Regions from separate parts of the Mus musculus genome. Here region 2 is linked to region 1. The links are chromatin contacts, found by Hi-C or POLR2A ChIA-PET in ENCODE. All regions are on one chromosome and are shown on one strand. Each heading gives the region's core, a stretch centred on a gene start or an enhancer-like site at or near the end of the contact. The rest is flanking DNA. Distances are from core to core; before and after follow the strand shown. Region 1 holds the start of Cnfn (cornifelin). Region 2 holds the start of Cxcl17 (chemokine (C-X-C motif) ligand 17).

Region 1 (3,700 bases), core at 519-3,018:
ATCCAAGAACTCAGGTGGCTGAGGCAGGAGGATCACCCTAAGTTTGAGGCCAGCCTAACTACATACAGAGTAAAACCCAGCTTCAAAATAAAAATTAATAATAATAAGATGGGAGGAAGGAAGCTAGTTGGATATGCTGCGGCTGGGCCGAGTGCTTGCCTTGCATAGACAAGGCCCTGGGTTGGATCCCCAGCGCCAGGTTCTGTAGTTCTGTTTGTATGATCTCAGTACTTGGAGATGAAGGCAAAATGTTCAAATTCATCCTCAGTTACACAGTGAGTCAGAGACCAGCCTTGGATACGTGAGAGCCTGTCTCAAAAACAAAACAAAAGCGGGGGTGGGGGGGAATAAAGATGCAAAGATAAGTGGATGGGGACTCAGAGCTGAAGTGGGCAATGCCACCCATGCATGTCGGCATCACCCCAAAAGACAGACACGCGCAAGCAAAATGATGCTCACTACCATAAGTCTGGGGCCACAGCCAGTCAGCCATTTGGGTGGTGCCAGGAGACAGAGTGTTGGATATGTGGAGAAAGCTGTGGTCATAGGCCGTCCAGATCACAGGCTGGCAGGTGATCCATTTGTTGTCCCCTCATACCCACACACTGTGGCATGGTGACACAACCTCTTCTAGAGTTGACACCCCGATTTTCTGGTGCCTCCTATATTTTGGGGGTGACACCCATGGTAGGAACCCCACCCAACTCTAATGCCGCTTCCTTACTGAGTCACCTACAACCCTGTCAGGCCTGTTGAGGGGAAACTTTGGTGAATCAAGTACCCAAGACCCAGTCCCTTAATCCCTGAGGAATTCATTGGGAATTTGGATCTAGCTCTCGAGGAACACACAGCCTAGACTAGGGTCGCCAGAGTCTAGACCCTCTTTTAGATTAAGAGGCCCAGGCTCAGCCCTTCTCCCTCAGACTCATAGGTCTCAACCCCAGCCCTCCTCCCTCAGTTCATGGATCCAGACTCTTCCCTCAGACCCAGGTTCCAGATCCCAGCCTCCTCTCTCAGACTCCAGTATCAGCTTTCCCCCTTCAGACCCAGGAGTCTAGGTCCCATACCTCCTCCCTCAGATTCACATTCCAGACCTCCCCATCTCTGCTCCCATCGCACTCAGGTGTTAACTGGGGCCAGACACAACCCCCAGGTTTCTTGTCAGTCCCCAGCCCCCTCCCTTCCCATTTGAAGCAGAGATGAGGTGCAATATTTACTTTGGTCCTCACATGAATCGCCCCCTAAAACACGTGACTGTCCCCCACTGACCCCATGCCTCCGGGCCTTGAACCGAACACTGGGGAGGAACCCGCTCCCACTCTGTATAACACACCAGGCATCCCTCCCTAACCCCTCACTCTCTCCCTGCCTCTCCAGATCTTGCAGTTTTCTGTCTCTCAACATCTGTGTCTACCTGTCTCCATCCTCTCAATTCCCATCTCCAGTCACTCATCTTCCCTATCTCCCCTGCCCTGGGTCCCTGCTCCCTCTTCCCCAGTCTCCTTCTTCCTGTACATTCTCCATCTCTGACTCTGTTTCTATCTCTTCCCACTCTTGTTTCTACCTCTGCCGCAGGTCTTCAGTCCTGAGAGATGAGACAAGAGGGGAAGTGGGGTGTGGGGAACAGAGAGGAGAGGGAGGATGGAAAATCCAGGGGGAAGGGAAGAGGGTCAGGCAGACCGGCTAGTCTCCCTTGGCATCTCTGTCAGAGCCCCGCCCAGGGCTGTGTGGCCTGGCCCATATAAGCAGCTCCTGGCCTCACACTGAGAACTTAGTGTCTGCTGTCACCAAGAACCTCTATCTCCATCCCCTCACGTGGATCTGCAGGTAGGACCATCTCCTCCCTAAGTCCCTGCTCTCTGGCAGGCACCTCCGCTCGGTTCTCTGCCTATCTGGCTCACAGCTCTGTCTCCCTGACTGCCTCTGACTGACTGCCGCTGACTGGGATCATCTTACTCTTTCTCAACGCTTCACTTCCCCAGTCTCACCTTTCCAACCTGACTGGTACAGAGTTGGATTTAGAAATTCTGGGGCCCAGCACCCAGTCTCAGAGCCTGTTTGGATGGGTCCATCATCAGGCATTTCTCTTCTGTCTCTGAGCCTATAGCCCTCTGTAAAATCAGCTTGTAGAGGTACCATGTTCCACGCTTGTGGCTGTCTCACAGTGTCTCTGCGAGCACCTGGCTCAGAGTTCTTTCCCATCTGTCTCTGCCATTCCTGGCTGCCTTTGCTCTCCCTAGACAAGGATTTGTCTCTCTCCAACTCTGCCTCTGCTCCAAGAAGGGTCCTCTGGGGTCTGTCGGGCAGCTGTTAAAACGATGGGCGAGTAGTTCGCCCACCTAGCCATCCCAGCCAACAGGTTAACTTGGCCTCTTTCTCTTCAGCTCCCTTCCCCCCCTGAGAGTTCGTCTCCCCCAGTGCCCTAGTCCCTTGCCCTCCCCTGCCTAGTATCCAGCATCCCTTGGACAGACTACATTGCTGTTGCCGTAGCCGTCCCCTGCAGCCGTTCACACAGCAGCCACCTCCTCAGGGCCAGCAAGATGCAGTTTGAGATGCACGACCACGTGAAAGGCAAAGGTGGGGTCACTGAATGCACCAGCAACCCTCTAGGTGCCAGGAACCTGGCTGCCTCCCTACCCTGGGCACCCTGGCTTCGAAAACAAATGGCACTTGCTTCTACCCCAGAGGCCCCAGGAAATGTTGGAGCCCAGTCATGGAGGAGGAGGTGGTGGTATGTGTAGCCAAGTCGAGGCTCTGCCCAGCTGTGGTGCCCACTTTCCCTCCTGACTTTGGCTCAACCAGATGTGTAGTTGGCAACAGCAGCAGAGACAGACTAGGGGTGTTGATGACCAAATGTGACAGATAGGAATGGGGAGGAGGTACAGTGATGTTTCCTCTAGTGGGCGGCCAGGTGGCCTGCCCAGACTGCCCGGCAGAAGGAAGGGCGGCAGGGGTGGCGCGGCTCAGAAGGTCCTGCCAGGATGCCTGTTGATCCCCCTTCTCTTACCTCCACAGCCATGTCATATCCAGTGACTAGTCAGCCTCAGTGCGCCAACACCTGCTACCAGACACAGCTCAGCGATTGGCACACGGGCCTCACCGACTGTTGCAACGACATGCCCGTCTGTGAGTGTCCGAGGAAGATGGGGAGGGAGGGAAACTCACGCCACACTCCTGCAGTCTTCACTCTGCCTGGGATCCCATTATCCAACCCTCAGCCTCCTCACGGTGACCCCCACCCACCCCACCCAGAGCCCGATCGCTTTGGGTCTTGGTTTCCTTCTCTATAACTGTTCTCCTGAAGCCCGCATCCCCTCCGTGCCACCGTGCGTGCCCTCCTCGGGGGCAAACACAGCAGGCCCGGGACCTGACCGTTCTGCCCTGTCCAGGTCTGTGCGGCACTTTCGCCCCGCTGTGCCTGGCCTGCCGCATCTCCGATGACTTTGGGGAGTGCTGCTGTGCGCCCTACCTGCCCGGAGGTCTGCACTCTCTGCGCACCGGCATGAGGGAGCGCTACCACATCCAGGTGCGCGCCAATCCCAGACCACAGGGATTGAGACTGGGGACTGCGGGGATTGAGACTGGGGACCGCCACCTGGCACCCCAGAACAAAGCTCCTGACCTTTCTCGATTTCTCTCTTTCCCACCCTCCAGGGCTCCGTCGGGCACGACTGGGCTGCCCTCACCTTTTGCCTGCCCT
Region 2 (3,700 bases), core at 346-2,845, 43 kb before region 1:
AGATCTTCAGTGCTTCCCAAAGGCCCATGAGGTAAAGGCTGGGTAGCCAGTCTGTGGGAGATCAGAAGAACCTTTAGGAGACAGAGTTCAGTAGAAAACAGTTATGTCATGGTGGCGTATACACCCTTAAATGAACTATTAGGTTTATGGTTCTTGCTATCTTCTTTGCTTCCTAGATGCGAGAAGTGAGCAGTTTCCTCCACTATGCACTCTCTCCATGATGTATCTCAGCACAGGCTCAAAAATGACAGGGCAGACAGGCCATGAAATAACACCTCTAAGAGTGCAAGTTTCAGAAATAAACGCTCCCCTCCCTCGTGAGCTGGCTGGCACAATCGTCTTTAATGTTGACTGTGGGCATTATCAGCTTTCTCCTTTTGCCTTGAACCAAGAACTCCACCAACCTGGACCAACACAGTTCAAGAATCCCTTTTTGCCTATAGTTCATATATTCCTGGACCTGAAGCTCTGGTGATCTTACACACACATACACACACACACACACACACACACACACACACACACACACCGTGTCCTGTAAATTGGAGCAACTAAACCATAGCCAACTTCCTGATGAACAAGAGGAGGCTTTGTTTTCCCCACTGCTCCAGGAAAGAGTTTGGAGGCAAAGATAACTGACTCTGATTTTATTTGTGCATTGTTGCTGGTTTGTTTTTATTTGCTATTTATGGTGCTGAGAATCAAACCTGGAGCCTTGTGCATGCTAGTCAAGCATCTTATCTCTAAGCTACATCCCTAGCCCTTCGTTCTTCATTACAGTTATTTAAGGATGAGGGGAGTGTGCATGCACCAAATGACTATAGCAGTCAAAGGACAATGCACTGATTTCTCTACTTCCTGTGAACAGTGGGGATTGAAGTTAGATCATCAGCTCACTCGCCAGGCAGCCACTAGCCCTTCATTTTTGTTTTTCTTTCTTTGTTAAGAGAGAGAGAGAGAGAATTGAAGAGGAGAGGAAAGGAAGGGAGGGGAGGGGAGGGGAGGGGAGGGGAGGGGAGGGGAGGGGAGGGGAGGGGAGGGGAGGGGAGGGGAGGGGAGGGGAAACTCAAAGCCCTCTTCAGCCTCCAGTGCTGGCACACACCAGCACACCCAAAGTGAACGTCTTCTTAACTGAACTCTGCTTCCCTTGTGAGTGGCTAGGGAACTGGATGAATCTGTCAACAGTGCGAGGACAGGACAACTGTCCAGGCAGTAGCACTTCCATCTACTGTGCTGGCAATCACAAATGGGTGGAGAGAGGAAGCGCAGCTGTCAGCCTCTCTTTGTCAGCCTGCAGTGCCTCGGTTTTGCTCTAAACAGCCAAAAGGTACACGGAAATTCAAGTGAGAAAAAAGCTTAGAGAATGAAACCCCCCACAGTGGGGGAGGAGTCAAGCATACATACACACACACACACACACACACACACACACACACACATGCCAAGGTGTCAGTCATTTGTTCCTTTCTCTGGAGTGTGGTTTCTTTTGTTTGGCCAGTTTTACCTCCCACATTCCCGTAAAGACCTGGTCCAATCTGGTACTAAACTGACCAGCACCGCCTTCCTGCTCTTGATTTCCCAAGGGTGTTCTTGTGTAGGATTAAATTGTAGACACTACTCCACCTGAGCAGTTACAAGAAATCAGAAGCCTCTAACTGGTGACAATCCACACAGCCTTTAAGAACCAACAGACAGCCACAATGAAGCTTCTAGCCTCTCCCTTCCTTCTGTTGCTTCCAGTGATGCTCATGTCCATGGTCTTCAGCAGCCCGAACCCAGGTAAATACAATGAAATGATATTCTCTCTTCTCCTTCTCTCCCTCCCTTCCTCTTTATTTTGTCCGTCCTCCTCCCTTCTATTTTTCTCTCCCTTGAGACAGGCTCTTGATATGTAGTCAGGCTGACCGAAAACTTGGACTCTTCCGACCACAGTATCCTGGGTCCCAGTATTATAGGTGTGCCACCATGCCTGGCTCAAGATTAATTTCTACTTCACCAGAACCATGTGCACACCAAAGATTAATTTGATTTTGTGGGGAAGAAATGGGGTAGAAAACATGGCAAACCCAACAACAAGTGCATTAAAATACTCTTTTAGCAACAAGTTGGGGTAATTAAGTTAGTCTTTCTCAGTACCAGAATCCTCATTAGCAAAAAGAAAGGACCCTCTTTATCCCAAAGGACTCTGTAAACTTTAAGGCACATTCCCAACATGTCTGCAACTGTAGCTGGCAGCATACACACAAGTGTACACACAGCCCAGCCAAGATCCACTTCCCAGACCTTCCCAACCTCTCCTGGAAAAGTCACAGATTTTCTCAGGGCTCAACTGGGGGTGGGAGGCTTGTGGTGGAAGGCAAAGAAATGAGGAGTCCTATAACTTTAGAGTATGCCAAGTAAGCTCGTGATGATACAAACCAGGTCAGTCCTATTAGCAGGCAGTAGTCATGCAGACATTTTAGTCATCCCGGGCTTGGTTGAATGGTCTGTCCCTTTTGAAGCAGACTCGGTAGAGGTTCTGAATCTGTTCTAGTCTTCACCACAGCCAGTGTTTCCCAGCTCTTCACAGAGCCACCACACAGAAGCAAGATCATCTCTATCCATGTACCTTTCTCCTGTGGGTGAGGTACTCTGTGGCATACTCAGCATCATGTGATCCTAAATCCAGGATCACCTGCCTCTGGCAATGTCCAACTTCTTTCCTTTGTAGGGAAAGTTCTCTGAGTTCTTCAGTCCTGGGGCCCATAGTGGCCACTCTGGAAGGGAAGGCTTCTCTATCACTATATGGGCACCAGGGCTAGAGTCCTCCCCATGAACTCAAAGCTCTAGTCACAACACACCTTTCCAGTCCACTTTCTTTCATTCACAAAGATGCACTTATGCTCCAACCATACTAGGCTGCTGATCCCCAACAGGTCCTGTGTTTTCAAACCAGCTCAACTTTACTCACACATCTAATTCAAAGGCTAACACCTTTCCACTCCTCTGCTCTCCACGCTGACTATGCACAGCTCAGTCAGGACTCTTTGTACATCATGGTCTGTCTCACACTGGGGGCACCTCTTCTACCTCTCCTGCCCTGCAGACTGTAACCTTAACCACCTTGGGGGTACAAACTGATGCATTGTTCCCATAATCTTCACACTATCCCACATAACAATCAATATTAGCTAAGGGCTCAGGTTTCTAAGTTCAAAATGATTCACTTCTATGACTCATATGCCAAGGTATGATAGTGTTGGTTTTTTCTTGTTGTTGCTAGTGTGTGTGTATGGGGGAGGGGGGTGCCCATGCATGCTAACCAAGCAGTGTGTCACTGAATTACAGCCATGCCTCTATTTTTTGTTTGTTTGTTTTTCTGAGAAAATCTTTGACTTTTCCAGGAGAGGTTGGGAAGGTCTGGGAAGTGGATCTTGGCTGGGCTGTGTGTACACTTGTGTGTATGTTGCCAGCTACACTTGCAGACACACAAGGTCTTTCTGTGTAGCCCTGGCTGTCCTGGAACTTGCTCTGTAGACCAGGTTGGCACTGAATTCAGATGTATCCACCTGCTTCTGCCTCCCGAGTGCTGGGACTGAAGGTGTGCACGGCCACCATGCCCACCTGCCTGCCCCTATTTTGGTTGATGCATGACCTTTATTATTTCCCAGACTTCCCTGAACTTGTGATCTTCTTGCTTCCACCTCCCAAATAGCTGGGA

What was found. A loop is a pair of places that touch in the nucleus more often than their neighbours do. ChIA-PET counts read pairs that join two places held with the same protein, here RNA polymerase II (POLR2A).
Region 2: a map of gastrocnemius shows a loop between it and region 1 (4-fold over the local background). The contact joins the promoter of Cxcl17 here to the promoter of Cnfn in region 1. A Hi-C loop is called at or near these places in 8 of 37 maps with a recorded cell type or tissue (adrenal gland, gastrocnemius and heart). POLR2A ChIA-PET finds 5 or more read pairs at or near these places in 1 of 5 experiments (Patski).

The regions. Positions count from the first base shown.
Region 1 is chr7:25,367,792-25,371,491 of GRCm38, reverse strand. It overlaps Cnfn (cornifelin), which reads left to right and starts at 1,768. Exons shown (of 4, transcript NM_001081375.1): 1 at 1,768-1,827; 2 at 3,016-3,126; 3 at 3,390-3,526; 4 at 3,655-3,700. The coding sequence starts at 3,018.
Region 2 is chr7:25,410,781-25,414,480 of GRCm38, reverse strand. It overlaps Cxcl17 (chemokine (C-X-C motif) ligand 17), which reads left to right and starts at 1,595. Exons shown (of 4, transcript NM_153576.2): 1 at 1,595-1,779. The coding sequence starts at 1,701. The region is part of intron 3 of 4732471J01Rik (RIKEN cDNA 4732471J01 gene); the gene reads right to left.